Regions from separate parts of the Homo sapiens genome. Here regions 2, 3, 4, 5 and 6 are each linked to region 1. The links are chromatin loops, found by intact Hi-C in ENCODE. Cell type or tissue: CD4-positive, alpha-beta T cell. All regions are shown on one strand. Each heading gives the region's core, and the rest is flanking DNA. Links, peaks and the distances in the headings are about the cores only. Region 1 holds the start of LOC102723413 (a long non-coding RNA gene). Region 2 overlaps LOC105373578 (a long non-coding RNA gene). Region 3 has its middle 8.1 kb from the start of EN1. Region 4 has its middle 18 kb from the start of EN1. Region 5 overlaps LOC107985941 (a long non-coding RNA gene). Region 6 has its middle 39 kb from the start of THORLNC.

Region 1 (5,191 bases), core at 499-4,498:
TGATTAAAGACAGAGTCACAGCACCACATGTTATTTGTGTTCCCTACAGTGTTGGGCTCACAGTATGTTTTTAGAAAATATGTAACTGAGGGGTAAAGTCCTGCTACGGTGGAGAAAGGAGAATGAGGCATAATAGCAAAAGAATAGAAATATCTTCTCTCCTGTTGCATAAAGAGAAGTTTTAACAATGGTTACCATTATTAAGCATTCACCTTTTGCTGGGCACTTTACACAAGTTATTTCTAATCACTATTCTGCCAGATATATATTATTATCCCTGTTTTACAGAAATAAAAGTTGAAGTTCAGGGAAGGTAAGAAATATTGCACGTGACTGAAGTGAAAGGATGGGATTCAAACCCAGGTCCGTCAACTGCCAACGTCCACTTCTACCCACAGCATCCTGTCAATCAGATAGATGCTCCTTCTCTGAACAGGCAACATAGCTATCTCCTGCTGGCAAATGATAAGAAATTAGAGATGGGATTGCCAGATGAGCCTTTCATGCTGAGTCACATAGAGCAAGACATATCACAGGCAGTGGCAAAAGCTGAAAGTTGAGAGTCAGTCTTCAAAAATGCACACTATGAAAAGAAATGCAGATCATAGTCATTTTGGGCTCACACCTTAGCAACTACCATCACCCAGGTTCTATTTGAAGCCAAACAATTGTGGCTTAAAGGTGCTGAATAATTAAGACATTGAATATAAGTATTAAATAACAATATGATGCTTTAGGACCCGGAAATGACAGCCATGCCTTACACTTGCAAAGCTCCTCTATCTCCCTCGAATGTTCACTCGCATTAAGTGAGGGGTAATAAGATGGAGGAATTCACATTGGCAAGGTGGGGACATGGTCTGAGAAGAAAGATGTGATTAAGAGAGGTAGCCAGGATCAGCCGTAAACTCCCAATTGGAAGTTTCAGTACAGGTGGTGGCTTGGACTGGGGCCAGCCGAGAAACATGTGGTCCACACAAAACGTGTTGGGGTCCATATTGTCTGGAAGGACATGGTATTATGAATGTCTTTGTCTGATTGGAAATATCTAGGCTCTCCAAACAACCATTTCCAGATCTCAATATTGTCTGCCTTCCAGAAATGTTTCATCCTAGACTTGAGTTATTCACATTGTTTCCCCAAATGCCAAGTAGAAATGCTTGGGATGATAAAATAGAAAGCACAGAATACATTTGCCTTGGGTGCACATTCTTAAAGCACTTCACCTCAAAGCCGTCCAGAGCTCTGCTAGCTACTAAGAGGGTTGAGGCAAGAACAACCTCTAATAATTCAAAACTAAAATTAGACATTCACTTGAAAAATTCAGGTAACCGAAACAAAAATGAGGGAAGCTTTGTTTATTTAAATTATGAGATAATTGCCACAATTCTCCAATTCCCCTCACTAGGGTAGACTTGGCTTGAGTGTATCAGCATCCATGGTGACTCATCTAGTAAGTAAACTACATTAGCTCTGCTACCAGCAGAAAGGAAAGGGAAAGGTCTTGAAATATATCTATTGTGGCTTCCTTCCAGAGCAAGGGATTTCATTATATCCTGAAGACATGAGACAGTTCAAAGAGATTTGAAATACAGAATGAGAAGGCGGAGGAGGAGAAGTTTGGGATTATACACTTGCTTTTTAGTTTTGATTTTATATATGAGAATCAGACACTACAGACAGAGACTCTAGGGGGAGACTTTATTCTTCTGGTCCAGGGTTTTGTTTTGGTTCGTTCTGTGGTTAATATCTTTCCAAAAAGTTCCCCCCACATGGGTAGGCCTTCAGTTTACTCCCATGTACATAATTTCAAATAAGTATGACAGAAAATCCTTTAAAAACCACACATACATGATTTTCTATTCCATGGCTGAAATGAAACTTGATGGGAAAAAAAAGCATGATGGTGCCTGTTTATTAAATCCAGACAATGCAGAATGACAATAGGAATCATCCTGAAAGAGGCACCGCAATATTTTTGTAACAACAGAATAATAACTTGCTTTGCCTCTGTCTACTTTTAAAACCATTTTATGATTACAAGCATGTAAGCTATTCTAATTATTACTCTAAATAATTAATCATTTCCTTTACAATCACTTATTAATTAGCTGTCATAACATTGTTGTGAGTTAGGTGGAAGACAAAGATTCAATATTCAGTTATTAACACCTAATTAAAATGTTCATTGTTTTCCATATGTTGTTTATAGCTTTGCTTCCTCGCACTTGAAGACAGAATTTCTCCGAGAACAATGTCCTCTATTTGCTTAGCTACATCGCCATCTGTTGTTGAGAAGTAGAAAATGTCCTTTTCTGCTTTTTCACTTAATAGCTTAATCCTTACCTCAGTTTTTATTTGGAATTAAAAAAGATTGATCCCCAATATTCTCCCCCTAAAATATTTTTCTTAACTTTATTTGTTCTGCTGCTGACTACATAAAGTATTCTGCTAATGCCAATGGCATCATTTAAGTAGTAAATTAAGTGAGCCTATTAATGAAACTACAGTGAAAAATTCAAACTACTCCAATAAACTTTTCCAACATAGGAAAAGTATAGAAGAGGGGAGTTTGCTATCAAGTTTGGTTTACAGAAAGTCACCATCGAGGGAAATTTAAGATCTAATAATCCACCAGCCTAGGCAACATGGCGAAAGCCTGTCTCTACTAAAAATAAAAAAAATAAAAAAAATTAAAAAAAAAAAAAGCCAGGCATGGTGGTGCATGCCCGTAGTCCCAGCTACTCAGGGGGCTGAGTTGGGAGAATCACCTGAGCCCCGAGGTTGAGACTTCAGTGAGCCATGATCATGCCATTGCACTCCAGCCTGGGCAACAGGAGTGAGACCCACCCTGCCCCATCTCAAAAACAAACAAACAAAAAAAAGATTGACTATTTCACATCATAAAGATATGTCTTATACTAACTCATTTTTATAATAAAAGCTTATGTTTATTGAGCAACTACTGAATGCTAAGCACTGTTCATTCTTGCAACAGTCCAATAATGGAGACATTGCTGTGTTTGTGCCCACTTTACAAATAGAGAAACGGAATCACCAGGAGGTAAAGTCATTTGCTGATTCAGGGGGAGGCTAAATAATTTGTGAGGCTTAGTGCAAAATCAAAATGTGGAGCCTTTTGTTCCAAAAGCAGGGAAAGAAGTGCCATTAAAAGTATGAAAATATAAAGCTTTTTCCTTTCTTTCTAAGTCTCTCTCTCAACTTGTTATGATGTTTTAATTTGCTATTTAATGTTATTTTAATAAAAAATTTAATGTTGTCATTGTATGAGTTTTACCATTCATTTTTATATTGTGCAATGTGTTTTCAATGCAAATAAAAGAGCATGTAACTCATATACAGAATAATCAAAATTTCACAATTCGTTATTTTGTCGCTCATGTGTGTGTATTTCACTCTCTCCAGAATGGTAGAAATGCTGCACAAAACCAACTCAACTATTTTCATCTCACTTGATATATGCACAATCTACCAACACTGCTCACCTTGGGCTTATTGGTGAGTAGGGAATTACAATTCTCTTTCCTTCTATGTCATCATTTTCAGTACAAGTAGTTAGCCAACACAGAGAAGTAGCATAAGAGAGCATATGGTAGGCTTTCCTGTAATTCATGTTTCTTGGAATGCCTTGGCCTGCTTTCTGCATTCAAAGCAAGTTCTGGCCCAAGCGAAAAGTCAGTGGTAGATATGCAGATATGCCAATATGCCATGCTCACCTTTTCCTCTTTAAGTCTCACTGAACTCCCACATATTCTGGGTCCACCAGAATTCTGTGTTCACAAGGTGTTGTGTACTCTGTAAGGAAATAAGGTAGCAAGGAACAGCAGATACTCCATTATTATTATTGGGCTTAACATACTGTGCTTATCTTCCCTACTCTCATGTATGCTCCAATGTCTGTCAGAATTCACTTGCAAAACATAAGTTCAAACATAAAATTGTTGAGAATTTCAAGACAGTGACAGCAGAGCATTAAAATAAGTGTGAGGCTCTCTGAGCCTGGGGCTCTGTGAGACTACGCCCACTGAGCAGATCCTGAGATGATGGACACACACAGAATGACACATCTGTTTCCAGAGTTCACACTTCTAACCACTGTGCTCTGCTGCCCCTCAGATTATGCCCAGAGGCACCTTCAAAAGCTTCTGCTTTATGTGTCCATTATTCATAGAATTAAAGAAAGATGATGGTGGACAGAGGGCCTTAGAATTCCAACCTTCCGATTTTACAGACAAAAGACAAGAAACCCAAAGAACCAGGATGACAGCCCTGATGTCCTGAATCTAGACCTCCTCAAATTGTCAAAATGAATGTATTATCTCCTTCCCCTTTCCATCCCTTCCACAACCCACCTTTCCTTTGGTGCCCCACTTCTTTGCTGCTCTGTAGTAATCCTGTTCAGTCCCCATGGTTCTGGGGATGTGGACTCTCACCCTCTGCACTCAGGCCCAGAGGAGGACACAGAAGCCAGGCAGGCTTAGCAAAGCCGTGTCCTCCACAGGAACCTGGTTACATCTGTGGGGAAAGAGACACCCTTTTCCTCTGGGATGATGAGACATGAGGACCATGACATCATAGAGCACTGGACTTGTCACCAGGTAGAGAGGGACTGCCTGAGAATGAGGCCAATGTGGAGAAAAGCAGAGCTGAGAGACACAGACAAAAACAAACCCTTCAAGGAGTACAGATTTTGAGCATCTCAGTTGAGTCCTGAGTTACATAAATGAGTTAACAACCTCTCCCTTTGTTTCTTAGCAAAATTTGAATCAGGTTTCTGTTACTCGACTGTTTTCATCTTACTCGATGTGTGCACATTCTACCAACATTGCTCACTTTATTGATGAGTAAGGAATTACAATTCTCTTTACTTCTATGTCATCATTTTCAATATAAGTAGTTGGCCAATACAGAGAAGTAACATAAGACAGCATATAGTAGGCTTTCCTGTCATTCACGTTTCTTGGGCTGCCTCGGCCTTCTTTCTGCGTGCAAAGCAAATTTATGTTTCTGTTTCTGAAATCAGGTTTCTATTACTTGAGACAAAGGGTCCTGATTGATACAGGTTTGTGAATCATTCTGTAAACATGACCATTAAAACTATGGTGAGAATGCAAATAGATCCAAAGATTAAGCTATAGGGAATTTCATTTAAGGAGAGTGAAAAGGAAGA
Region 2 (5,191 bases), core at 448-4,447, 160 kb before region 1:
GATCTCAAGAAGAATCTAGCCCTGCTGACACCTTGATTTTAGCTCTGTAAGACTCAGATCAGACATCTGGTCTTCAGAACTGTAGGAAAATACATTTCTGTTGTTAGCCATTATATTTGTGGTGATTTGTTACAGCTGCAAGAGGAACATGTCATACAGAGACACTGGCCTTCCAGAGGTTTCGTGGCTGTCTCCTATGTCTCCCACCTGGCCTGTTTCATGGAATGATGTTACCTGCCTGTTGATCCCTGAAGGCATTTGAGTTGGCAGTCCCTGCAACTCCTCGCTCAGCAGAACTCTGGTGCTACGGTCACCCACTTATTTATTTACTCATTCATTTATTCAGCCAGTGTTCATTGAGTACCCGAAGGCCTCGCACTCTGCAAGTACTGAGGATGTAAGAATGGATAAGACATATCCCCTCACTTCCACGGCCTTGGGTGACAAGACTGGGATAGTAGAAAGAGTGCCTCAGATGTGGAGAGACAGAGAGAAGGGATAGTGCCATCGTTAGCCACCACGAGGGGGTTCCCAGGAGGCAGCAGGAAGGTCCTAGGTGCCAGACAGGGCTCAAAATGGGAGGTGGAAATATGTCTGGGCATTGGCGACATTGCTGCTCATGGCCATGGAAAGGAAAACATCTGAGTACAGGCCTGACCACCTCCTCACTGACCCCAGACACTATCCATTCCCTCCCATGCCTATCCAAAGACAGAACCCTCAGGTGCACTCACTGGCCAGCACTTTCTCAGACTCCTACCTCTTGGTGGTTTCAATTAGTGTCTTTCACACTGAGAGCTGCGACTCTCATGCGTTGGGAAATCAATTTAATAGGTCACAACCAGCATTTTAAAAGCAGGATGGAATCCTGACAAAGGTCTAATATCCAGAGCCTACAAGGAACATAAGCAAATTTACAAGAAAAAAATAAACAACCCCATTAAAAAGTGGGCAAAGGACATGAACAGACACTTCTCAAAAGAAGACATTTATGCGGCCAACAAACATGAAAAAAAGCTCAACATCACTGAACATTAGATAAATGCAAATCAAAAAGATAACGAGATACTATTTCATGCCAGTCAGAATGACGATTATTAAAAAGTCAAGAAACAAAAGATGCTGGTGAGGCTGTGAAGAGACAGGAGCGCTTTTACATTGTTGATGGGAATGTAAATTAGTTCAACCATTGTGGAAGACGGTGTAGTGATCCCTCAAAGACATAGAACCAGAAATACCATTTTACCCAGCAATCCCATTACTGGGCAATTACCCAGAGAACCATAAATCCTTCTATTATAAAGATACATTCACATATATGTTCACTGCGGCACTATTCACAATAGCGAAGACATGGAATCAACCCAAATGCCCATCAATGATAGGCTGGATAAAGAAAATGTGGTACATATTCACCATGGAATACTATTTAGCCATAAAAAGAAACAAGATCATGTCCTTTGCAGAGACATGGATAGAGCTGGAAGCCATTATCTTCAGCAAACTAACGCAGGAACAGAAGACCAAACACCACATGTTCTCATTCATAAGTGGGAGCTGAACAATGAGAACACATGGACACAGGGAGGGGAACAACACACACTGGGGCCCGTTGGGAGGTGGGGTGGTGTGCAGGGGGAGAGAAAGCATCAGGAAAAACAGCTAATGCATTCTGGGCTTAATACTTCGGTGATGGGCTGATAGGTGCAGCAAACCACCATGGCACATGTTTACCTATGTAACAAACCTGCACATCCTGCACATGTACCTAGGGACTTAAAATAAAATTTAAAAAGAAATTAATAAAAGCAGAATGGAATTGAATAGAAAGTATTAGTGTATTGCACATTGTTAGTGAAGACACTGCTTTGAAAAAGTTTAGTTTCAGAAAAAGACATGTGTGTGTGCGTGTGTGTGTGTGTTGGTGGATGAGCAGTGCCCCTCACTGCTGTGATGCAGGAACTCAGAGCCTCCACTCTACCTCATCAAGCCCAGAAGTGTTGCCGACGGCGGGACACTTGAGCTGACTCTGGAGATATGAGTTGAAATTTGCAAAGAGGAAGACAAGAACAGAACGTATTAAGATTATGGAGTTGTGAAGGGGGCTGATGTGTCCAGAGAATGGGGAGAAGGTTTACAAGGTGGGTCTCAGGGGTGTAGACAAGACTGTTCTGTATAATTGCGCAGGTCCACCCTGAACAAGGATGCTCTGCTGAAGGCACCAGGGGAATCTAAAATTCAGCACGGGGCTGACGAAGCCTTGTGCCATGGTTTTTCCAATTCACACAAAGATGCCATCTGCTGGCCAACCTGTGTGCCTGCAGGGCCAGGTCAGCCCAGTTGAAGCATATTTTTCTACTTTAACTGAGGGTCCCTATGGGCTAGAGCAGGCTTGTGTAGGCAGAACTAGCTGGGAAGGCAGATGGGATCCAGAAAGCAAAGGAAATTTCTCTGGGCAGAAAAGTGAATGTTTCACCATCAATTCTTTTTTTTTTTTTTTTTTGAGATGGAGTTTCACTCTTATTGCCCAGGCTGGAGTGCAATGATGCCGTCTTAACTCACTGCAACCTCCACCTCCCAGGTTCAAGCCCTTCTCCTGCCTCAGTCTCCCAAGTAGCTGGGATTGCAGGTGCCCGCCACCAAGCCCGGCTACTTTTTAAATTTTTTTTAGTAGAGACGGGCTTTCACTGTGTTGGTCAGGCTGGTCTCGAACTCCTGACCTCAGGTGATCCACCCACCTCAGCCTCCCAAAGTGCTGGGATTACCGGTAAGAGCCACCATGCCCGGCCATCAATTCTTCTTGGTCTGGACTTCTCCCCATTTCCAAGTTGGGCTCCCTACTGAGATTCTGAGGTATTGCTCCCTTCTTAGAGCACTCCTAACCATTCTTGTCTTCTAGCTATGGTCTGCTCCTTTGTCTCCTCAAGACAGCCTCTCCAGAATCCCCCACAAGGACGAATTACTGCCCTCATTCAATCCTTCTCTTGGTCCAGGCAAGTCCATGTTCATGCATGTGTCCTGCATGCAGGGGGCATGTGCATCCTTGCATTTCAGTCACTCAGGTTTCTCGTGTGTGCTCAGCCCATCATTCACATGGAAACACCTACGGAGGGCCACAAAATCTGTCGCTTTGCAATTTCATATAGCTGCCAGTGACTAACAGACCACTAATGGTCCATTAGTGAACCATTTGTGGTCCACTAATGAAGGAGATCAATGTATAGATGAGAAGTTGTAGGATGGGTGCCAACGAGCTGGGCGTGAAGGAGCTCTATCCAGGGAGGATTTTCAGCCATGCAGGGGTATATATTACCCCCACTCGCATGCCAACCTCCCCGACATCAGACATCAGAAATATCCATAAGGAAAAGCCTTCCAGGCCCTAATCAGAGACCAGACTGGGAAGGTGAAACCTTGTGGCTTCTTTTCTTATTGATAGATAAAAAATGGATAATGTCTTCTTTCTCAAGAGCATATTTAGATACAGGCCAGGGAGCATGAAGATGTGAAGTATCTGAGAAAGGACAAAGGAACCACTTATGGAAACAAGACTTAAAAAAAGAAAAAGAAAGAGCACACGGAGGTTGGAAAAGCCCCTCCCAGCCACTGTCACTCCACCATGCAGTTTCATGCTCCTCTACCATGAAGATTTTTTCTCCTTCCAGACATCAGCTACTCCTGATAGTCAACTTCCTCACTATCCATAAGCAACTTTAGACTTCACCTGGGGGATGGGGAGGTTCTGGGAGACGACAGGATGGAAATTAGCAGGGTCCAGGGTTGAGAAAGGAGCAGAGGCTGGTGTGATGAAGGCCGGCTTGCCAGATCAGGAGCAGAGGTTGGGTATAAGGGAGAGAGCAAAGCCCTCCAGGGCAGATAGAGCCTGACTCCCTACCACGTGTTGCCGCCCCTTCTGAGGGAATGCCTAGAAAGACAGATGGATGCACACAAACACACACCCAATAGCAAACACTAGTCAGCATTGCACAAAATCTGGTGGAAGCCTGGCACCACTGTGGACACAGGAGCTGCAAAAATGAATGGAAACAAGACAGCAAAAGCAAAGATAGACAAATGGGATCACATCCTGCAAAAATGTTTCTGCACAGCAAAGGAAACAACGAAGTGAAGAACCAACCCACATAATGAGAGAAAAGATTTGTAAACTATCCATTCAATAAGGAACTAATAACCAGAATAGATAAGTAACTCAATTCAATAGCAAAATAATAATAATTTGATTAAAAATGAGCAAAAACCTGAATAGGCATTTCTCAAAAGGAGAAACACAAATGGCCAACAGGTAGATGAAAAAATGCCCAACATTGCCAATCATCAGGGAAATACATATCAAAACGACAATGAGATATCATCTGGAGAGGATGCAGAGAAACGGGAACCCTCATACACTGTTGGTGGAAATGTAAAGCAGAACAGCCATTTTGGAAAACAGTATGGAGGTTCCTCAAAAAATTAAAAATAGAACAAACTACCATATGATCCAGCAATCCCACTACTGGGTATATATCCAAAAGAAAGGAAAGCAGTATATAGAGAGGTACCTGCACTCCCCTGTCCATCGCAGCACTATTCACAATAGCCAAGATACGGAATCACCCTAAGTGTCTATCCGTGGATGAATGGATAAAGAAAATGTAATACATACACACAATGGAATATTATTCATCCACAAAAAAGAATGACATCCTTGTGTGTATGTGTGTGTGTGCATATATATGTATATATATGTGTGTGTATATATATGTGTGTATATATGTGTATATATATGTGTGTATATATGTGTATATATATGTGTGTATATATATATGTGTGTGTATATATATGTGTGTATATATATATATATAACATTTTCTTTATCCATTCATCCATTGATGGACAGTCAGGCTGATTCCATATCTTGGCTATTTTCAGCAACATGAATGAAATTGGAATGCATTATATTAAGTGAAATAAGCCAGACACAGAAAGATGAGTATTGCATGTTCTCACTCATAGATGAGAGCTTAAAAAGTGGATATTATGAAAGTAGAGAGTAGAATAATAGATATGAGAGGTTGGGAAGAAAAAGGGGGAATGCAGGGGTGAAGAGAGGTTGGCTAATGGATACAAAAATACAGTTAGAATGTATAAATTGTAGCATTCAATACTACAGTAAGGAAATTATAGTTAA
Region 3 (5,191 bases), core at 651-4,650, 810 kb before region 1:
AAAGGGAGAGTATGCTGGTTCATACCTTGATAGGCTCCCGGCATGCCCATTAGGAATGCCCAAGCCAGCCCACCAGGTGAAGCCTTCAGAGCCAGGCAGCCCAGGGCTAGCACCTGATAGATCCTGAGCTGGCTACCATCGTTCCGTCGTCTTTTGAAGGTGGAGACCCCTAAAGAGAACCGCTTCCGCTCTCTGCCTCCTCCCCCGACCCTGCACTCTCTATCTCTCTCTCTGTATCTCTCACATCTCTGTCTCTCATTCTATCCCCTTGGTAAATTGGAAACATCTTAGTGAAAGGTGAAAACAAAGTTTAACGTAAATCCGCCTGTTGTTCAATTGAGTGCAACCACAGAAGCTGGTCTGCGCCGCGCGAGTCGGAGCCAGCGTTCTGCGCCCCAGAAGCTTCCCGTGTCGCGGCCAGTTCTCCGCCGCGCACTCGCCTCTGGCGTCTTTATCTTGCGTGCTCAAATCTGGGTTCCGTGGCGGGTCTGGGAGAGTCGAGTCCAGCGGCGGGATGGACGGAGAGTCTTGGCTGCCGCTCAGTCCGGCCGGGCATCTGTGTCCACGCGGCCACCCGGCTCAGCCCACAGCTCCCGCCCTGGGCTCTCCGCGGGCCCCGACGCACCGGCAGTGCTGGAGCAAGGCCTGGAGCTCCGCCGTCCTGGCTTAGTCAGATGGCAGCTGACCCCAGGGCCAGGACCCCGGCGGCCCTCACAAAGTCCAGAATTCCACGGGGTGGGTCTGAGGAGTTGGAAGCTGTCGGTGTCACAAGTGGGGAGTAGACAACCGGTGCCACCATGCCCCAGCCGGCCGCAAGTGGGACCTCGCTGCCCTAGCGGGAGCGGGCGCAAACTCTCGACCACACGGAGGGCCCGGGTGTCAGGGCGAGGCCCCAGCGGAACCCTCAGGTCTCGCTTGGTGTTCAGGAGGCTGCTCACGCGACAATGATGGGACCTCCAGTCCCTCGATTTTCCCGTCTCTTAATAGGAATTAAGAGACGGGACGCTCGCCCAGAATCCCGTGTGTGCGCGGCTTCTCAAGACCCTGAAATTCACCGCCTCCAGGCAGCACGCGGCCCCAGAACGATTCCGGGACTCCAAGAAGGACAGAGCAGAAACGTCCCATCTATCCCGAAAGCAGAGGGTCTCCAGTTCGATGTGGCAGGCTCGCTGCGGCCCCAAGGGCAGTTTCGCTTCTCAGGGAATGCTATGCGAGACCTCCACCCAGGTGCCTAGAAGGCAGCCGCTCTGGCCTTGCGCCGCCAGCCTGAAGCTAAGGACCAGGACAGCCGGCTATGTCTGGCGAGGACCGTTCCGGGGCTTCCCGAGGGGTGCGCCAAGCTTGGGGGCTGCCGTCCCCACGCTTGGAGCCCAGAGCTTGCTGGACTGTAGCCTCCCTTGAGCCGCACGAACTCGGAACTCCAAGCAGAGGTTATAAGCGATCTCCGGATCAAAGTACTGTCCCCTTTCCCTGGCTTTCGAGTTTTATTCATTTCATGGAAAGGTCAAGCGTGGCTTGAGGTCTGAGCTACCCTGCACTGGTCTCGACGCCTGCCGTCGATGCTCGTCGGACACTGCCTGGCAGGGAGATTTGGGTTAGGAGCCACGTCTCCACCCCCACCCCAGGGCTCAGGTGCGTCGTTGGCTCAGTCTTCGCTCTCCCTCTAGCCTCGGCCCTTCTTACGGGTCCTCTCTCTAACACTGACCGCTGCCCGGGTGCTGTCTTCTCATCTAAGCCTCCCGCATGTCTCTAAGCCCCTCCTTGTGTCCTCGCTGGACCCACGACATGGGTGCTCTCCAGCAGTGTCCACACTGCAAAGTGAATGAAGTTTTACTGGTTTCATTTTTTAAAAAGGTTTAAGTTAATGGGCACTTATCGGGATAATTTGGACCATCCTAACCCCATCCAAATGAAAACCTAGACAATTGAGAAAACAATAATGGCAGCAGTTATACATTAAATATATATGAGATTAGGATATAAATGGCACATAAAAGTCCAGGATTTATTCAAGGCTAGAAATAGAAGGCAAGGCACAGGTGTCTACAGACGCTGCTCAGATTCAGTATCAGTTTCAAGGTCAGAGTTGGGAGAGGACCAATCTCATCCAACGCCCTCAGTTTACGAATAAGAACACTGAGGCCCAGAGAGCAGCGGGGTTCCGCCCAGGGTCACACAGCGCGGGGGAGGTAGAGGGAGTAGGAACGTAGCCCCGACTACCAACGCGGCGCCCGTCCCTGTGTGGCTCGGGTATTTTCTGCTTTCGGAATCGCAGGGCAAACCCGCACCCCCCACCCCCCGGAGGGGCTTTTCCTCCAGCTTTAGCTGTCTTGAGGTGGGGAGATCCCGAGAAGGATCCCTTTGTGGGAATTCCGTTGTCTCTCCCGCCTCAGGGGTCAATTGCCAGGAAAGAGGCCGGACGTCCCCACCGCAAGCGCAGGGCTTCAGGCACACATCTCCCCGCAGCCCCGAATACCCCGAGGGCGCCACACAGACGCAGTTCTCACTGGCGCCGACAGGTGGCGCGTTCCCCACAGGGAAGCCGGCCTTCAGCCGCCCGCGAGCTCATCAGACTCGGCTCCCTGCGCCACCGCCGGCTTCGGGTCGCTCTATGGAAAGAAAGGGGACTGGAAGCGGTGCGGCGGGGGAGCTCGGGCTTGGTGCCGAATGGTCTAAAATAAAACCCGAGAAACCCAGATTCCAGCCCTTCGGCTTAGAGCGGCCTCACGGTTCCACTGTTTAAGGGGCCGCTGCGCGCCGGGTGCAGAGGACAAGGCTCCGCCGGCTCCGCGGAGAGCACACGGGACCCACTGGGGTCACCCCTAGGGGGCGCGATGTCCCCCCCGCAAACCCTCCCACGCACCGGCTCTTCCATGCGCGTCCCTGCAGCCTCCTCGGCTGCCAGCCCCAGCCCCCATCCTTCCGCCTATTTTTTTTTTCTTTTATAAATGGGGGTGGGATGGAGAATAAGGGAAAAAGTGAGCTTTTTCAATTGCGGCGATAATTGTCCGCGAGATGGGTTTCTTAATCTGCTCATCCATTATTGACTGCTCCTCTAATATTTGGCTTTGCCGCTTTGATCGCCAGAAGATCACATACTTGACTCCTTTGCATAACAATTTTGGGGCGGGAGTCATCGGCGCGGGAGGGGAGGGACGTGCCTGGAATGGCTTTGTGGCCGGTATTCCACCCCTACCCCATCCCTACCCCCAGTCCCCCCGCAGGAAGTGAGCCCAGCCTTCCCTTTACCGAGCCCCCTACCCCTAACTACCATTCACGCTTGGACAGTTGTAGCGGGGGCGAAGAGGATGCTGCTAACCCCCTGGTGGGTGGAGGAGAGGTGGGAATCTTAGGAGCCCTAAGTGGGATCCGACAAGGGGAGGGGTTGTGCTTCCCTCTCGCCCTCAGCCCCACTACATTCCCAGCCCCAAGAGATCACCTTCCCTCCTTCCTCCCACCTCCGACACCCACCGGGAAGGGGGTGAACCCTTCCTGGGGGTGAATGGAGTGGAGTTGGAAGCCTGGGGTAGGAGACCGTCATCCCCCGCGCTCTCATCTGGGACTCAGGCTGCAGAACAAAACTGGGACGCCCGCGGCTTCCCAGCGGGATTTGGCGAGCTCTGAGACCAGTGGCGGCCTCTGTGGGATCCCTACCTAGTCCCTTACTCTCTTCGGGTCTCAGTTGCCTCATTTGTGGAGCGGGCTTTTGGTCTCTGCGCTCCCTAAGGTCCCTTTGATCTTGACCTTGGCACGTGTGGCCCACCCTCCCCTCAATCAGGGCTCAGAGCTGCTGAGGTGGGTCTTGGTGGGAAACAAAAAACCAGTTGCTATTTTAATCCGGGTTTAAACAACTGTCTCCTCTTCCCTGGCATAGTTCAATGGCGGGGGTGGAGGGGGTGGTTTGGAGGGAGAGATAGGGTAAAAGGTGAGGTTTGGGGTCAGAGCCTAGGGTCGTTCCAACTTCACATATTTCACTTCCAAAACCTCGGTCACTCCCCAGCTCTCACACAAATTCACTCACTGACACGCACACATGGAGACTATTCACGTGGACACGCACACACACTTTCACACCGACACAGCAAAGCGCAACCACACGAGAATTAGAGAGACAAAACGAACGCAATTTTTGCGTGCACACTCGGGCACACACTTGGACTCACTCACGCACCCACCCAGAGCCTCTGAGTCACGAACAAACACGCACGCGCGGGGCTACACACTCGTTCCCCTCCCAGCTTTCTGCTGGAGCAGGGGAACAGGGAAGATGGCCCGAGAAGGCCTTGGCATTGCAGTGACCCCCTCCCGCCCCCCGCATCCGATTCAATACGAGGAAGGAGGTGGGCGGGGTGGGGGAGACAGACGGGTTCTCGCCCCTCTCCCCCGCTCCCAGGCTCTTGAGACTTTCCGTTCCCTTACCGCCCCACCTTCTGTACTAAACTTTTTCCTTCCACATCTTCCCGCCTGGGCCCTGCAGCGCCGACCTCTGCTGGAACCCGGAGCTTTTCTTGCACCTCCCCGGGAAGAGGGTCCCAAAGATGCACGCCCCTTGGGCAACAGGGAGGCGCGGCCTGGATCGGGCTCCGGGGCCGGCAGAGGCAGAAAACCTAGGCGCCGAGAGCCAGGTGCGCGAACTTTTGTCTCCTTTTCCAGGGTCAGTGGGAAAAGAGCCCCGGGACAACCACCCGCACCCCTACAGGAGTCAAAGGGAAGAGAAGGAAGACAGTTAATTCTGGGACAAGCAAAAAGAACGGTTTTGGAGTCACGGGGGCGTTCCTGCACAAAGGACTTGGATGTTGTGTTTTTTCTTCTTTTCTGGCGTTTTCCGTTCCCAGCTTTGAAGTCGGGTTCAGACCTCCTGGAGACCACGGACTGAGCGGAGGGGTGGGGGTAGCAGAACCCAGAAGCCGCGCTGGCCCCTCCTCAATCGCTCCCACACTCTCACAAGCCCAAGGCCAGTCTGTGTGGACACCGAACGCGCCAAGCCGGATCCAGGCGAGAGCGGCCACTCGGACAGGTGGGGACCAGGGGTGGGAGAGGGTCCCCTAGGCCTGAGAACACCGACCTCGGGGAATTTTTTGGGGAGTGGGAGGGAGCCATACAGGGAGAAAAGCAAAATAAAAAAATAGAAGAAAATTCAGGCGTAGACATTGAATTAACTCCGGATTTTTTCTTTTTTTCGGCGAAAGAG
Region 4 (5,191 bases), core at 409-4,408, 820 kb before region 1:
ATATAATATATGTTATATGTTATATATTATATATAATATATATGTTATATATTATATATAATATAATATATGTTATATGTTATATATAATATAATATATGTTATATGTTATATATAATATAATATATGTTATATGTTATATATAATATAATATATGTTATATGTTATATATAATATAATATATGTTATATGTTATATATAATATATGTTATATGTTATATGTTATATATAATATATGTTATATGTTATATGTTATATATAATATATGTTATATGTTATATGTTATATAATATATGTTATGTTATATATTATTTATATAATATATGTTATATATTATTTATATAATATATGTTATATATTATATATTATTTATATAATATGTTATAATATATAACATATAATATATTTTATTTATAATATATAACATATAATATATTTTATATATAATATATGTTATAGTTTATACATGTTATATAATATATGTTATATTTTATACATGTTATATATAATATATGTTATATTTTATACATGTTATATATAATATATGTTATATTTTATATATGTTATATATAATATATGTTATATTTTATATATGTTATATATAATATGTTATATTTTATATATGTTATATATAATATATGTTATATATGTCATATATACTATATATAATGTTATATATATTATATATAATAATATATTATATATTATATATAATGTTATATATATATTTTATATATATGTTGTGTGTATGTATATATATATATATCAGAATAGTTTTACTGCCCTAAAAATTCCCTGGGCTTCACCTATTCACCACCACTTTCCAAGCCCCTGGCAACCACCAATCTTTTTACTGTGTTCTAGAGATATTTTTACACATGTATACCAAGAGACAAAAACAAGAATGTTCACAGAAGTAAAGAGCTAGGAACAACCCAAATGTCCACTGACAAGGGGATAGATAAATAAAATGAGATTTATTCCAGCAATGAACTCTTATACAGCTGATAACCTGACTCAAGCCCTGTTACATGCATGCAACAGTGACGAATCTTGGAGAAGTAATACTTAGTGAAAAATCTAGTCCCATCGACCATAGAATATCATTTTTTATGAAACTCAAATACAAGTTAAACTAAACAACATGTAATAAAACCAGTTTTTAAAAGGCAAAGAAGACCAGGCATGGTGGCTCACAACTGTAATCTCAGCACTTTGGGAGGCCAAGGTGGGTAGATCGCTTGAGCCCGGGAGTTCAAGACCAGTCTGCGCAACATGGTGAAACCCCGTCTCTACAAAAAAAAAAACAAAAAAAAAACACGAAAATTAGCTGGAAATGTTGGTGTGTGGCTGTAGTCCCAGCTACTCCAGAGGCTGAGGCAGGAGGATCACCTGAGCCCAGGAGGTCAAGGCTGCGGTGAGCCATGATCTTGCCACTACACTCCAGCCTGAGTGACAGAGTGAGACCCTGTCTCAAAAAAACAAAGGCAAAGATATAAAATTTAGGATAGTGATTAGTTTGGGCAGAGGCAAGGGAATGGGACAGGGAAGACACGTATATACAGAAGATCCACCCACCTTGGCCTCCCAAAGTGCTTTGATTACCGGTGTGAATCACCATGCCTGGCCTTCATTGCCTTTAAAAACAGCCTTTATTACATATTGTTTACTTTTACTTGTATTGGAGTTTCATAAACATAGAATCACTGTTGTTCTAGTTCTTGAAAGTAGTTCCTAAGTATTTATGGTTTGATTTTAAACACATTCATTGGTAGGTATACATATATATCCACATACATAGATATCTCTTGTATGTGTTAAATATATTAGGTATTTTTAATTGTGATAATGCCTAATGTATGGGATTGTTGTGAGAATTAAATGAGATAATATATGCAACAATTGACAACAATTGCATTTATGAGTATTATCATCTCCTAAGAAATCATGGTTGGTCTCCAGAGACACAGATCCAATATTTAAAAAAAAGGAAAGAAATCACATTTGGCCACTTCAGCTCCATGTTTGGGTCACCTCCTGAACTGCGAGTTAGACTCGAGACTGGGCCTTTCTTGTAGGTCACCACCAATGAGGCAGTATTTGAGTCTTCTTCATCAGTGTCTCAAATTCCACCATTAGATTTATGAACTTGGGAAGCCAGAAGTGACTTTAGAGGTCATCCGCTATAACCTTGAGGAGGAGAAGCCCAGAGATGTTGAATGGTTTTCCTAAAACTACTCAGTTCTACTCAAGGTTCTTCTAACCCTCAGTCCACAGCCATTTCCCCAGTGGTTTAGGGTGACAGGCCCAATATTATAGATGTGGAAGAACTGAAATGAGATGGAGAGAAGTGAGAGGAGAAATGGAGGTTGGAAAGACAGCCTTCTACAAGTTTAGGATTTCTGATGCACTGGCCCACTCAGCAAGAGGTGGGTGACATCAGGACTGCAGAACTCAGGACCTGCACACAGCCTGTGACCGGTGTAGTATCAAGAAGTGGCCATACGATGTCACCAGAAACCAGTATTTAGAAATTAGTCAGCAGGGGCTCCCAGCCTACTCTGGGCCTTTTGGTTCCTGTCAGCAGGGGCTCCCAGCCTACTCTCGGCCTTTTGGTTCCTGTCCAGTGGAAATGAAATTTTACTGAAATTCTGAGGTGCTTCTGAGCATGTGACTAACAAGAGAAGGAAAGTAATGAGCAAGTTCTCAAAATAGTTTCAGAAGAGACAGGTAGGCCTACCTGCTCAGAGGACACTCACTGCAAAATTTTCTTCTCAGCAAAAAAGAAAGGCTGCAGGACCTCTCTAGAGCAAAGAGCTCCTTTCCAAATGGGAATGAGATACTTTGTAATCTTTTTTTCTTCTTGCTAAGCCTTTGAAATCTGGTGTGCATTTTACACTGACAACACACCTCAATGCAGACCAGCCACATCTCAAGTGCTCAACAGCCCCAGATAGTGAGGAGCCACCATCCTCAGGGGAGCAGACACAAAGCCACATCACATGGAGTCAGCTCTGAGAAGCAGTCTCCATACAGTACAAGGATATGAGCGTCCAGGAGCATCTGTTCTGAGTGGAAGGATGATTTGTCAGGCAGCGCTGACACAGCCTGGACTCCCCCAGATTCTCTGCCACCTGCTAGATAATGCCTGAAATTCTACCATCTGCTCCTTTTAGGTCTCATATCCTTTAAACCCTAAATGGGACTTACCCTTCTCTCTCTTTTTTACTCACGGGGTAGATCTGAATTTATGGAGGGATGTAGGCTACGAGGTCTGTCCTTCATGGGAAAAGTCGCAGACCAAGAGGACAGAGGATCCGCTTCTTTGACCCATTGTAGACTTGCCTGATAGCCTCCCTGACTGTGCTTGGAGGGGTACTCAGCAGCCAAGGTCACCAGGCCTCCCAGCAAACTGGCTTCCCCGGGGCCAATCGTCCGACTCTCGGAGCCCTGGAGCGCTGATTCCTTCCGCCGCTCTGGACCCGGGTTAGCCTGCTCACACTGGGAGGGGGCCTCTCATCTACACAAGCTTGAGCGGTTTCTGCTGGGCAGAAATTGGGATTGTCTCCACTTTGCCCCTGCAGGCTTAGGAAGGATTTCAGTTTGGTGGTTTCTACAGGCCTTGGACCCATTTTACTCTATGGACTTCTGATATAAACTCGGCCCCTTGTGCTATTGTGGGACCTGATGACATGCTAATATCTGGGAGAAATGATGAACATTTCAGCTCCCAGACCCCACACCAGTGCCAAAGAGCCTGCAGTGTGGAAGAGGCTGAATGTAGGGGGAGAGAGATTGGCAGCCCATGGAGGGGTAATTTTGGCAGCCCTTGGAGGGAGAGAAAGGCTCTCTACATCAGAATAGAAGCCTCACTTCCTAAACATCCTGTCGAAGTAAGAGTGTGTTCTTAAGAGAATTAACCAAAATTATTACACAAATTCTTGGGTTCCCACAGTCCATGGAAAAAACAGCAGCCAGCATGGAACTACAGATACCTAATAAGGATTGGGAGTCATCTGAGCCCCCTGATGTTGAAAATCATCAAATAAAGCTGATTTATTTGATGCAGCTCAGGGCTGCACAGGACAGCTTAAGCCTGCCCGTTCTCCCCGTTAGAAGGCTCCTCTCGGGTGAGCACAGTGGCTCACACCTGTAATCCCAACACTTTGGGAGGCCGAGGTGGGCGGATCACCTGAGGTCAGGAGTTCAAGACCAGCCTGGCCAACTTGGTGAAACCCTGTCACTACTAAAAATACAAAAATTAGCCGAGCGTGTTGGTGTGCGCCTGCAATCCCAGCTACTCTGGAGGCTGAGGCAGGAGAATCACTTGAACCCGGAAGGCAGAGGCAAGTTGCAGTGAGCTGGGATTGCGCCACTGCACTCCAGCCTGGGTGACAGAGAGAGACTCCATCTCAAAAAGAAAAAAAAAAAAAAAAAGAAGAAGAAGGCTCCTCTCCTCCTGCTCCAGCCTCTCCTTGCTTCTCTCCCTGGTCCCTCTCCATCTCCCCAGCCCCACTCTCCTTACTCCCTTCCCACCAACCAAAGGGACCAAAATGTTTTTTAAAAAATGTCAATTATTTATGAAATTCCTAGGAAAGGCAATGCTTTCTAGTGAAACACAACTTCATGAAAGCAAAAAGGCAGGAGTTGTTGCTAAAATCTTATCTTCACTATCAGGTGTGTCTCACTGGGTGACTTACCCAATTTGGAAGCAAATGTTTCATGATGCAGCAAGAATCTTGGCTGGAGCTGACTAAAACAACAATAACAGCAGAACCAACTTGTTAGAAAGTTACCAAAGTGATGTGTGCATATGAATTCCCCACTTTTTCCTAAAAGTTCTCAGACATCAGCTCCCATTCATGTGTGTGGAGGGGACATGGTTGTTGACTGGCCCATTGTCCTGGGTTTATAACTGTATAATGTGGCATGGAAACCACACACCTGCAAGGTCGCCTGTGAAGTTGAGAAGGTTTCAGAGGGAGAAGAATCATATTTTTGAATTGCAGGATTTGCATGTAGATTTTTCTTTTTATCCAAAGAAGCAGCAGGCAGATGACCAGGCAGAAAGGCCACTGGCCCAGAAGTCAGTCCCTGCCTGCCACTGACTGACAGTGTGAGCTTGCATATGCCACCTATCTCCCTGTGCTAGGACTTTCCCAACCAGAAAGCAGATGAGAGGCTGGACACGG
Region 5 (5,191 bases), core at 520-4,519, 1.1 Mb before region 1:
GGGTGCAAAGAGGCAAAATGCAGAGTGGGTTCTGGCAGCCAGCCCTTTCTGCACCTTGGGCACAGAGGTGCAGACCCTGGCAGTTTGAAGGGTGGCCCCTGTGCACCGAGACAATGTGGGCGCACAATGTGTGCCGCAGTAGTGTGAGTCCCATTGACCAGGTGAGAAAACTGAGGCTCACAGGGGGCTCTTGCCCAAGGTCCCCCAGCTGGTGGTAGCCATGCTGGGATCTGCTGCTGAAGCCCATGCACTTTTTACTCTGACCCCAGCACATTCTGTCTCTTTCTAAGATGGAGCGTTCCTAGGGCCAGGGACCGTACCTCCTCCCCCACCTGAGCCAGCATGTGTCAGGTAGGACATTGGTGCCCAGTAAGTGGCAAATAGAAAGATTATTTTTGGCCTCTAATATCAGATTGCAGACAGATAGGCCTCATTAGTGGCATTGAAGTGGGCCTGGAAGAAAAAGTGAGAATCAGATTCTGTTTTAAATGTATCAGAAGTTCGCTGTTAAAGGGCTGGGACTGCTACTTCTTTTTTTTTTTTTTTTTTTGAGACGGAGTCTTGCTCTGTCACCCAGGCTGGAGTGCAGCAGTGCGATCTCAGCTCACTGCAACCTCCACCTCCCAGGTTCAAGTGATTCTCCTGCCTCAGCCTCCCGAGTAGCTGGGATTACAGGAGCATGCCACCATGCTCGGCTAATTTTTGTATTTTTAGTAGACGCGGGGTTTCACCATGTTGGCCAGGCTGGTCTCGAACTCCTGACCTCAGGTGATCCTCCCGCCTCGGCCTCCCAAAGTGCTGCGATTACAGGTATGGGCCACTGCGCCCAGCCTGCTACTTCTTTTTTAAAATGAGCAGTGTCTTCTATCTGTGTTATAGGCTGAATTGTGTCCTATCCTCCAAATTCGTATGTTTAAGTCCTCACTCCCAGTACCTCAGAATGTGACTAATTTGGAGATGGAGACTTTAAAGAGATAATTAAGGTAAAATGAAGTCCTATGGGTGGCCGGTAATCCTCTGTGACTGGTGTCCTTATAAGAAGAGGTGATTAGGACACAGACACACACACACAGGGACAACCATGTGAAGACACAGGGAGAAGAGGGGTGGCTACAAGGAGAGAGGCCTCAGGAGAAACAACCCTGCCAGCCACTGCCTTGATCTCAGACTTCCAGCCTCCAGAGCTGTGAGAGAATAAATGTCTGTTGTTTAAGCCACTCAGTCTGTGGCATTTGTTAAAACAGTCCTAACAAACTAATGCAATCTGCTATACCAACCCAGGTGGACATATGGTGTTTGAGCTTGAAGGTCATTTCTCCCACCCCCTTGTTTTACAGGGGAGCAACAGACCCAGAGAAGGGACCTAAGGTACTCAGTGCATGGAGAATTAGGGCCAGCATGGGAACCAAGCTTTTTATAACCTGGGCGCGCTTAAAGCCAGGGGCACCTGCACCACCGTCTTTTAGCCAGCACCTCCTGACCCCCATCAGTGCCCTCGGCTCGTACCCCGAGGAGGAGACTCGGGACCAGGCTCGGTTTTCTAGACTATTAGCTGGAGAAGTATAGCTGCAAGAAGTTGCTCAAGACACTGTCCTTCCAGACCCGGAGGATGTTGGGTTAGGGGAGGAACTGAAGGAGAGGGTGGTTCAGGCTTATCACACAGACTGACTGACTCTCTTCCAGACCTCAGTCTTATCCGTCAAATGGAGACCACGATATCTATGATCCCAGCTACAGTGGCAATGTTCCCTCCCTGCCAGCCGGCTGTGAGGATGACTTATGATGGCTGTGGAAGACTTGCTTCTGAATATACAGACTCTTGTGGAATGCAGCAAAAAGCCTGTGAAGGCTCCAAATAGAACTGGGTTCGAATACCACTTATGCTACTTGGCTACTGTATGACCTTGGGGAAGTTGCTTAACCTCTCTGAGCTTCAGTTTCCCCATCTGTAAAACAGGACTAATCACTTAAATCTGGAATGGTTGTTATGAGGATTACATCAGAAAACTCAGGCGACATGGCTGGTGTCTCCAAACGGCTGCATACATGCCTCGAAACCTCCTCACCTACTCCCCTTGGCACTTTCAAACTGCTATGATTTTGTAGAAAGGTGTGGAATTTAATCTCTGATCCGCTCCCCTCTGGGAGGTGATCTGCAGGGGCGAGGCTCCTCATGCCGACAATGGGCCTGTGCTTGGTGTGGGTGGTGGTTCCCTGTCCATTCCCTCTGGTCCTGGAGCCCTTCTGTTACTGGTGCACTGGGATCCTTTCTGCCTGAAGGCCTCTTTATGAGTCACGTAAACGGGGACCTGGCAGGGGTTCTTTAGAACAAATATTTCCACTTTCTTTAGAGGATCTGACTCTCCAGTTTCCCAATTAATGAGAGCTCAGGTTGACCCTGGATTTGACAAAAGCTCGCTCCCACTTTCAGGTTTGCCGACAGACTTTCGTGCTCTTCCTCATCCCCACTTTATTTCTACCAACCAGAAAAATTACCCCTCCTCCCTCTGCCGTTCTAGATTTTACCAGCCTGGGCGTTCAAGAGCCCCTATCCTTAATACCCCCATGCGTTGGCATGTGGTTTTCTGAGGCCCAGAAATCCCTTCCTTTCTTTATCCTCTGGTTCATAAAACTCCGATCAGACGGCCTCTTTCTCCGGGAACCCTTCTCTGGTCTTTCCAGACACAACGAACCCGGCCGGCTGCTGTGGCCTACGCTAGAGGCATCTGGGCAAGAAAGGATTAACGGTAATAACTGCCCACGGCCACCAGGGGGCATGCTACCCGGGACGGCTCAAGGGCTGTGCAACGTGGGGCTTTTGTCTAGTTGGAACCCCAAGCACAAAGTGACATTGCAGTGGTGTACCTGGAGCCCTGGACCATGGGGCAGCAGTCAGAAGTCAGTAGGCACTGTCCTAGGCAGACAGACAGGAATGCAGCCCCACCAGCCTCTGCAGTCTTTCACAGAGCACCCGTAGAGACCCAGGGCCTCCCGCTTCCCTGAGGAGGGGCTGAAGCAGCAATGCAGCCGGTCAGGAGCTTGTCTAGATTTTTCAGCAGAGAGGGAGGTTTCAAGCACATCTTGCTTCTTCACAGAGTCCCCAGCCCAGGGGGCTTTGATAGGGTAAAGCCTACCTGCAATTAGAATCACGATTCTGGCCCAGAGTGGGCTAGAGCAGCCCAGCGGACCCCTCCCCAAGTCCCCTCCCAAGGATGCTCCTGGCTCTCCAGGCGATAACCACACCTAATTTGTACTTTTTATTATTTATTTTTTTAGTTTTTTGAGATGGAGTCTCGCTCTGTGTCCAGGCTGGAGTGCAATGGCGTGATCTCGGCTCACTGCAAATTCCGCCTCCCGGGTTCAAGTGATTCTCCTGCCTCAGCTTCCCGAGTAGCTGGGATTACAGCCACGCGCCACCACGTCTGGCTAATTTTTGTATTTTTAGTAGAGACTGGGTTTCACCTGTTGGCCAGGCTGGTCACGAACTCCTGACCTCAAGTGATGCCTGCTTCGGCCTCCCAAAGTGCTGGGATTACAGATGTGAGCCACCGCGCCCGGCCCACCAGATGTGTACTTCTGAGGGGCCTTTGTCCCCTTACTTGTCTGCTACCTCCACCAGGTGGGAGCCCTTCAAGAGCACTGGCCACGTCTTGTTCACCCTGGCATCCCTAGTGAGGCCTGGCCCAAGTGAGTGACCTGTAAATGGCACGCCAAGGCCCTTCAGGCTCACTGGGTTTCCTGTGGACACGGCATTCTCTATGTGTGCCTGTACCCATGTGCTCCTGGCACACTGGAGGGGCTCACGTGTCCCACATAAGAGAGGTGAGTGGGGGCAGGGCCTGGCCAAGGAGCTGGATGAGAGGTGGGGCAGGCCTCATTGAGCACTTGGGAAATTAATTGAGGGGTCCACATTGAGCTCCCCACTCTCTCCTTCCCCTCCTCTTCATGAAACTCTTCAGGACCTCGCTGTCTTGTCCTTGGGTGACATGAGGGCCGGTCTTAGGTGTCGACTTGGCTAGGCTACAATCCCCAGTTATTCCATCAACACTAATCTAGGAGTTGCTGTGGAGGTATCTCGTAGATGTGTATCTTAGTCCATTTTCTGTTGCTATAACTGAATACCAGAGACTGGGCAATTTATAAAGAAAAGAAATTTATTTCTTAGAGTTCTGAAGATTGAGATGTCCAAGGTTGAGGGGGTCCATCTGATGAAGGCTTTCTTGCTAATGGTCAGTGCAGGGCATCGTATGGGGAGGGGCTCACAAGAGAGAGCCAAGCTGGATTTTTGTAACAGACTCACTCTTGTGATAGCTAATCTACTCCCATGATAACCCATTAATCTATTAACCCATTAATCCATGAATGCCCACATGACCCAACTACCTCTGAAAGGCCCTGTCACCTGCCAATACTATTAAATTAGGGATTAAGTTTCAGATTGAGTTTTGGAGGAGACATTCAAGCCACAGCAATGTAGTTGATATCTACAATTGGTTGGGGTTTTTTGTTGTTGTTGTTTTAGAGACAGGGTCTCACTCTGTTTTCTGGGCTGGAGTATAAGTGGCTTGATCATAGCTGACTGCAGCCTTGAACTTTTGGGCTCAAGTGATCCTCCCCGCTTGGCCTCCAGAGTAGCTAGGAGTATAGCCTTGAACTTTTGGGCTCAAGTGATCCTCCCGGCTTGGCCTCCAGAGTAGCTAGGAGTATAGGAGTGTGCCACCACACCGGGCTAATTTTTTTATGTTTTGTAGAGATGAGGCTCTTGCTCTGTTGTCCAGTCCTGTCTCAAACTCCTGGCCTCAAGCAATCTTCCTGCCAAAATACTGGGATTATAGGCGTGAGCCACTGCACTGGGCCGGTTAACCTTAAATAAAGGAGATAGCCCTCAATAATCTGAGTGGGCATGAGTCAATCAGTTGAAAGGCCTTAGGAGCAGAGCTGAGGCTTTCTTGAGAAGAAATCCCACCTGTGGCCTGCAGCATCAGCCTGAGAGTTCTGGACTGCCCCTCCTGAGAGCCTGCGCTATGGATCCAGCCCCCACGGTCACGTAAGCCGATTTCTTGCAACACATCTCTCTCTTTTTTTTTTTTGAGATGGAGTTTTGCTCTTGTTGCCCAGACTGGAGTGCAATGGCACCATCTCAGCTCACTGCAACCTCCGCCTCCCAAGTTCAAGTGATTCTCCTGCCTCA
Region 6 (5,191 bases), core at 430-4,429, 100 kb before region 1:
TCTTTTGAAACTCTGCATTTTACATCAATGCAACACCTTTTTGGATTCTAACAGGAGACATTTTTTTCGGTTGGAGCCAGGGGTGTCCCTGGAATTTTGGCTGACCTGAGCCAATGTGAATCATCAACACTCTGAGAAGACTCAGCCCCAGCCAAGGAGACCAGAGTGACCATAACAAGACTAAAAATCATCCAAATTAAAATTGAACTGGACCAATGAAGTCATTGGTTTTTCCCTCCAAGAAGCAGTCCAGATTTTCTGTTTTACCTCTTTGGGCTCATAATGATCAAATACTCGACTTCTCACCACCTCCTCTTTGAAGTTCCTACAAATTTCAGAGTTTTGCAGGCAGGGATAATGTTTGCTGGGTACTGATCCACGTCAGTGAAATAATCCATCCACTCTTATTCTCAAGAATCCCTGTTCTCATCTCTGGATTTCAGTTTTCCAGATTTGTAAAATGGCAGCTAACTAAAATGGGTTTGAGTTAAAAATGAAAGCAATGAAACTTCAGTTTATCGGGATGTTTTCTCTTATTTCAAAGAAGGTCTGGGTGACACCAGATGACTTAAAACCAAGTAGACCACAGGATATCAAGAAATTAAGGGACAATGTTTGGGGATCCAGTCAAACTCCAACCTTCCCACACGGTTTAGTCTCCCAAAATGCTGGTTCACTTCTTCCATATGCAAAAAAAAAAAACAAAAAAAAAAAAACAAATTCCATTTGCAAAATCAGCCAGATCTAATCTGAACTCTCCTATTTGTCACAGCTATCTAGAGTTATCGTGCTCCACCAACAGACCACTTCCTCAGACACATTCTTCAGGAAAATCATATAATTTATTGGCATAATGGTATTTTTTCAAAAGAAGTATTTCATTTTAATAAAGATGTGTATCACCATATTTAATCAATCAGGCTGATTGACAACAGCAATAGTTGAGTCTTCCAGCAGATGCTGCTGCTACCTCATTCTTATTCCAGTTTCATTTCTCAATCAAATCCATGTGTAAAAAACATAATGTGCTGCCAACACAATGTAATAAAACCTCAACTGAAATGCACACCAGCACGTCAGAAACTGATAACTCAAAGTATGGGAAAAATTAACTTCAGAAAAATCACTTATGACACCCGGGTATTCAAGTTTTATGGACAAGAGAGGCATCATCTCACTATAGCTAACATGAATAGGCCAAATTCGTGGATTTGTCCTGAAACAGAAAATAATAATCTCTAAAGCAAGATTTTCCAAAAGCTGGCAGTAGAAGCCTTTTTTTTTTTTTTTTTTTTTTTTTTTTTTTTTTGAGACGGAGTCTCGCTCTGTCGCCCAGGCTGGAGTGCAGTGGCGGGATCTCGGCTCACTGCAAGCTCCGCCTCCCGGGTTCACGCCATTCTCCCGCCTCAGCCTCCCAAGTAGAAGCCTTTTTAAGCAGCCCAGAAATCACCCTTAAAATTGGCTGAGTTTGTAAGAGATGCACCATTTGTGTCGTGGAGCAATAAATTAGGACTTAAGCAACATTTTTTTTTATGGTGGTACAGACTGGTTAAAGATGATGTATCACTGGTTGTCACAGATAGAACCAGCAGTTTTCAAAGTTAATGATTCATAAAGGAATAAAGGTAACCTAATTATAGCAATACCAGGGACAGACCCAGTTACTCAAATTCTGAACTCCTCCAGATTTCAGACTGGGGGATGTACTTCTGTAAAACTTTATTCTTGTAAAACCTGAGTTAGGGAGCAGAGATATGAGTCCCTACAAAAAGTAATAGATCCATATTCCAGAGACCTGTAAGTGTACTGGGTTGAATGATGTCCCTCCAAAATTCATGTCCACCCAGAACCTCAGCATGTGACCTTATTTAAAAATAGGCTCATCATAAATGTAATTAATTAAGACGAAGTCATACTGGAGTAGAGTGGGCCCTATATACAGTGACTGGTGCCCTTATAAGAAATCCACATGAACACATAAACATAATTGAAGACAGACATGTGAAGACAGAAGCCAAAATTGCAGTGACACAGCTACAAGCCAAGGATTGCCAAGAATTGCCAGCCAGCAACCAGAAACTAGGAAGAGGCAAAGAAGGACTCCTAGAGCCTTAAGAGAGAACATGGCCCTGCAGACACCTTGACTTTGTACTTATGGCCTCCAGAACTGTGAAAGAATAATTTCCTGTTGCTTTAAGCTATCCAGTTTGTGGTTGTTTGTTACAGCAGCCCTACGCAAATAATACAGTAATAAGCAAAAACTAAGACCAAATGTCCAAGACGAAGGCAGGGGGCAAAAGTCAGCCACAGGGATCAGAATGCCTTTTAAGGATAAGAAATGTAGGAAGCTGGGTTCCAAGGATGGCTTTCATCATGCTGTTTCCTCACCCAGAAATATGTCATGGCCCACATAACCTAGGGAGAAACTCTTAATTCTTCATTTAAAAATTCAAACCTTCCACAACGAAGATTCTCAAACCACATGCCTCAACATGATAAACAGATCATAACACAACGTAATAATGTAAGCATTTAAACAATATCCGCAGCTCAGCTAAGTAAACCGTTTGTTTGTTTGTTTGTTTTTTGAGATGCAGTCTCGCTCTGTCACCCAGGCTGGAGTGCAATGGCATCACCTCGGCTCACTGTAACCTCCACCTCCCAGGCTCAAGCAATTCTCCTGTCTCAGCCTCCTGAGTATCTGGGATTACAGGCATGTGCCATCATGCCTGGCTAACTTTTGTATTTTCAGTAGAGACGGGGTTTCACCATATTGGTCAGGCTGGTCTTGAACTCCTGACCTCATGATCCATCTGCCTCGGCCTCCCAAAGTGCTGGGATAAGCAAACCTTTTATAGAAAAATGAAGCCTGAGACCTTTTGCTGTGTTAGAGAACAGGGATGAGTCATAGATAAGGGAATGGATCCACAGTCCATCAGGGAAAACCACACATCTACAGCTGATCATAATCCCTTTATGCACGATCTGATCACACAGAAAGACATAGATATATTTCAATATTTATACAGATGTATAATCTCCTGCCACAGCTAGTTTCTGTGTGTAACAAACTCTTACTGAACACTAGCCAGGCACTGCCTAGGGCTTTCACAGACATTTGACAGTGCCGACTGGCTTCACCCCTTTCTGTGACACCACTGGTGTTCACAATAAGCATCCATCTGAGGGCTGCCTACGCTGCCTTCTGGAACCAATGGGAATCAAATAGGGCAGACTATAAAGAGCCACAAGTTCACAAACCAGCTGTGTTTTGCAGTACGTTTTGGTTGACCTATGCCCAAGGGCCGAGGTTCCAGCATGCCCCTGCAGTAATGTCAGGTGTAGCCAGGCCCTCCTGTTCTCATTTTCTTGGGTCATCCAGACCTGTCATCCAGGGCACTGGCTACCTGTGGAAATACGCATGACTTTTATACAACTGGGGACTTTGGTCAGCATTTATTTGCCAGTCTTAGTCCTCAGGTTCTCTATTAAAGCTACCAGCACCCCCGACGCATGCACACACCCACACACAAAACATTCGTATGTGCCTGGAATCATTTTTTCTGGACTTTTGTCCCCTCCCTTATCAGATGTATCCCCTTGGGTGTCATCTTATGCCCCACTTTTCAGGAACCAGACTGGTTGAACCACAGTCTTTTGTGGGAGAAAGCTCTGCCTCCACATTCCACTTGCTTAAAGTTTTGACAGCCCCAACGGGATGAACAAACCTCCAAAAAGAGGAAAAGCCCAAGAGACTTTGTCCCTTCTGGGCTTCAGTAGGAAGAAAGAAAGTCTAACTCAGAAGCGAAAGAGAAAATCTAGAGTCAGAGGCTTAAATGGACAACTCGCATTAGACTAGGACCAAGAAATATAAGAACAAGGTAAAAGCCAGGACACAAGGACACCAAGGGCTCCCTGCACAAGCACGGCCCTGGAGCTCCTACTTCTTACCTTCCTGCCAGAGGCTGCATTGAGCAAGGGACAGGCATGCAGATGACTGTGCATCCTTATCCAAGAGCATTCATGAGAGCTGTGCCTGCCACACACGCAGACAGATAGGCATCATCTGTGGAGACCACCATCGCCTAGAAAGATTTTGTCAGAAAATAGGAAGGAGGAGAAAGTTTGGAGCAACAGTTGGGGACCAGGAAGCAGATCACTGAGTTTATCACCCTGGTCGATGCCTTGCTTTGCTGGGTCTCAGTTTCCTCACAAATGAAAGTAGTACTTGTCCAAAAAGGATTGTGCAGTGAAAAGAGCTCAGCGTTGGGGTTTGGTAGACCTGCTTTGCACTTAAGCTTTGCCATTTCCTAGCTTAGTATCTTAGACACTTTTTGTAATTTCTGAGCCACAGTTTCTTCATCTAAAAGTGGAGGTTATAAGAAAACACAATAAATCATATATATAAAGTTACTGGCTTTACAAAGTAGGTACTGTTAATGACAACTTTCATTATCTACCTCACAGTGATAATTTTTATAAACAGCAAAAAAGGTAATGCAGGCTGGGTGATTATAAAACAGTGAGGCTCATTTTGTACATTGACTTGAGTGTCTTCCCTTTTACAGTGCACACCTTGGGAAAGCAGACACTTCAAATGATGCTGCCATTACTCACCAAAAAAAAAAAAAAAGGAGATCCTCCACAAGAACAGAAAACCAAACATCACATGTTCTCACTCATAAGTGAGAGTTGAACAATGAGAATACATGGACACAGGGAGGGGAACATCACACACCAGGACCTGTCGTGGGGTTGGGGGCAAGGGGAGGGAGAGCATTAGGACAAATACCTAATGCATGCAGGGCTTAAAACCTAGATGACGTGTTGATAGGTACAGCAAACCACCATGGCACATGTATACCTATGTAACAAACCTGCACATTCTGCACATGTATCCCAGAACTTAAAGTAAAATTTAAAAATAAAAAAAGGAGATCCTCTCTTGTGGTTTTTATTCACAGCCTACAACCTTCTGTGAGAGTTTCAATAGCAATTTCAGAGACGTTCAGAAAGCAGTAAGAGAGAAATTAGGGAAGGAATTTAGCAAAGTAACAATTAACATAATTCCAGGGGCTGAAGAGAAACACAAATATTGATCAGAATTAATTAAAAGAAGACTAAGACCTTGCCATGCCATGGTTAAATAGCAAATCACCCAAGATAGCACCCCTGAGATACTGGGTGGCCA

What was found. Hi-C counts contacts between places; a loop is a spot of excess contacts. Peaks named below come from ENCODE experiments on the same cell type or tissue, not always from the same donor. Only the 100,000 strongest peaks of a DNase experiment are listed, where the experiment ranks them.
Region 2: it touches region 1 in a loop (2.4-fold over the local background); 25 of 110 quality-filtered maps call a loop at or near these places.
Region 3: a loop joins it to region 1, with 14 times the contacts of the local background. A loop is called at or near these places in 99 of 110 quality-filtered maps.
Region 4: a loop joins it to region 1, with 8 times the contacts of the local background. A loop is called at or near these places in 99 of 110 quality-filtered maps.
Region 5: a loop joins it to region 1, with 23 times the contacts of the local background. A loop is called at or near these places in 4 of 110 quality-filtered maps.
Region 6: a loop joins it to region 1, with 4 times the contacts of the local background. A loop is called at or near these places in 9 of 110 quality-filtered maps.

Annotation. Positions count from the first base shown.
Region 1 is chr2:118,043,929-118,049,119 of GRCh38, reverse strand. LOC102723413 (a long non-coding RNA gene) reads right to left here and starts at 4,554. Exons shown (of 3, transcript XR_923247.3): 1 at 4,374-4,554; 2 at 3,738-3,816. In CD4-positive, alpha-beta T cell, for the core only: CTCF peaks have their summits at 2,115 and 2,314; a DNase peak (open chromatin) is centred at 2,259; H3K27me3 peaks cover 435 bases.
Region 2 is chr2:118,200,015-118,205,205 of GRCh38, reverse strand. The region is part of intron 2 of LOC105373578 (a long non-coding RNA gene); the gene reads left to right. Among named protein-coding and RNA genes, the nearest start is that of THORLNC, 16 kb to the right of the region's middle. In CD4-positive, alpha-beta T cell, for the core only: CTCF peaks have their summits at 2,093 and 2,292 (motif pointing left); a DNase peak (open chromatin) is centred at 2,295.
Region 3 is chr2:118,853,162-118,858,352 of GRCh38, reverse strand. No RefSeq gene overlaps it. Among named protein-coding and RNA genes, the nearest start is that of EN1, 8.1 kb to the right of the region's middle. RefSeq lists enhancers at 1-164, 165-926, 4,423-4,958. In CD4-positive, alpha-beta T cell, for the core only: a CTCF peak has its summit at 2,521; a DNase peak (open chromatin) is centred at 2,532; H3K4me3 peaks cover 863 bases; H3K27me3 peaks cover 4,000 bases.
Region 4 is chr2:118,862,628-118,867,818 of GRCh38, reverse strand. No RefSeq gene overlaps it. Among named protein-coding and RNA genes, the nearest start is that of EN1, 18 kb to the right of the region's middle. In CD4-positive, alpha-beta T cell, for the core only: CTCF peaks have their summits at 2,342 and 2,541; a DNase peak (open chromatin) is centred at 2,508; H3K27me3 peaks cover 889 bases.
Region 5 is chr2:119,172,222-119,177,412 of GRCh38, reverse strand. LOC107985941 (a long non-coding RNA gene) reads left to right here. Exons shown (of 3, transcript XR_001739665.2): 3 at 1,684-5,191. Among named protein-coding and RNA genes, the nearest start is that of C1QL2, 16 kb to the right of the region's middle. In CD4-positive, alpha-beta T cell, for the core only: CTCF peaks have their summits at 2,570 and 2,769 (motif pointing right); a DNase peak (open chromatin) is centred at 2,782.
Region 6 is chr2:118,144,795-118,149,985 of GRCh38, reverse strand. No RefSeq gene overlaps it. Among named protein-coding and RNA genes, the nearest start is that of THORLNC, 39 kb to the left of the region's middle. In CD4-positive, alpha-beta T cell, for the core only: no CTCF peak of the experiment used is centred there; no DNase peak of the experiment used is centred there.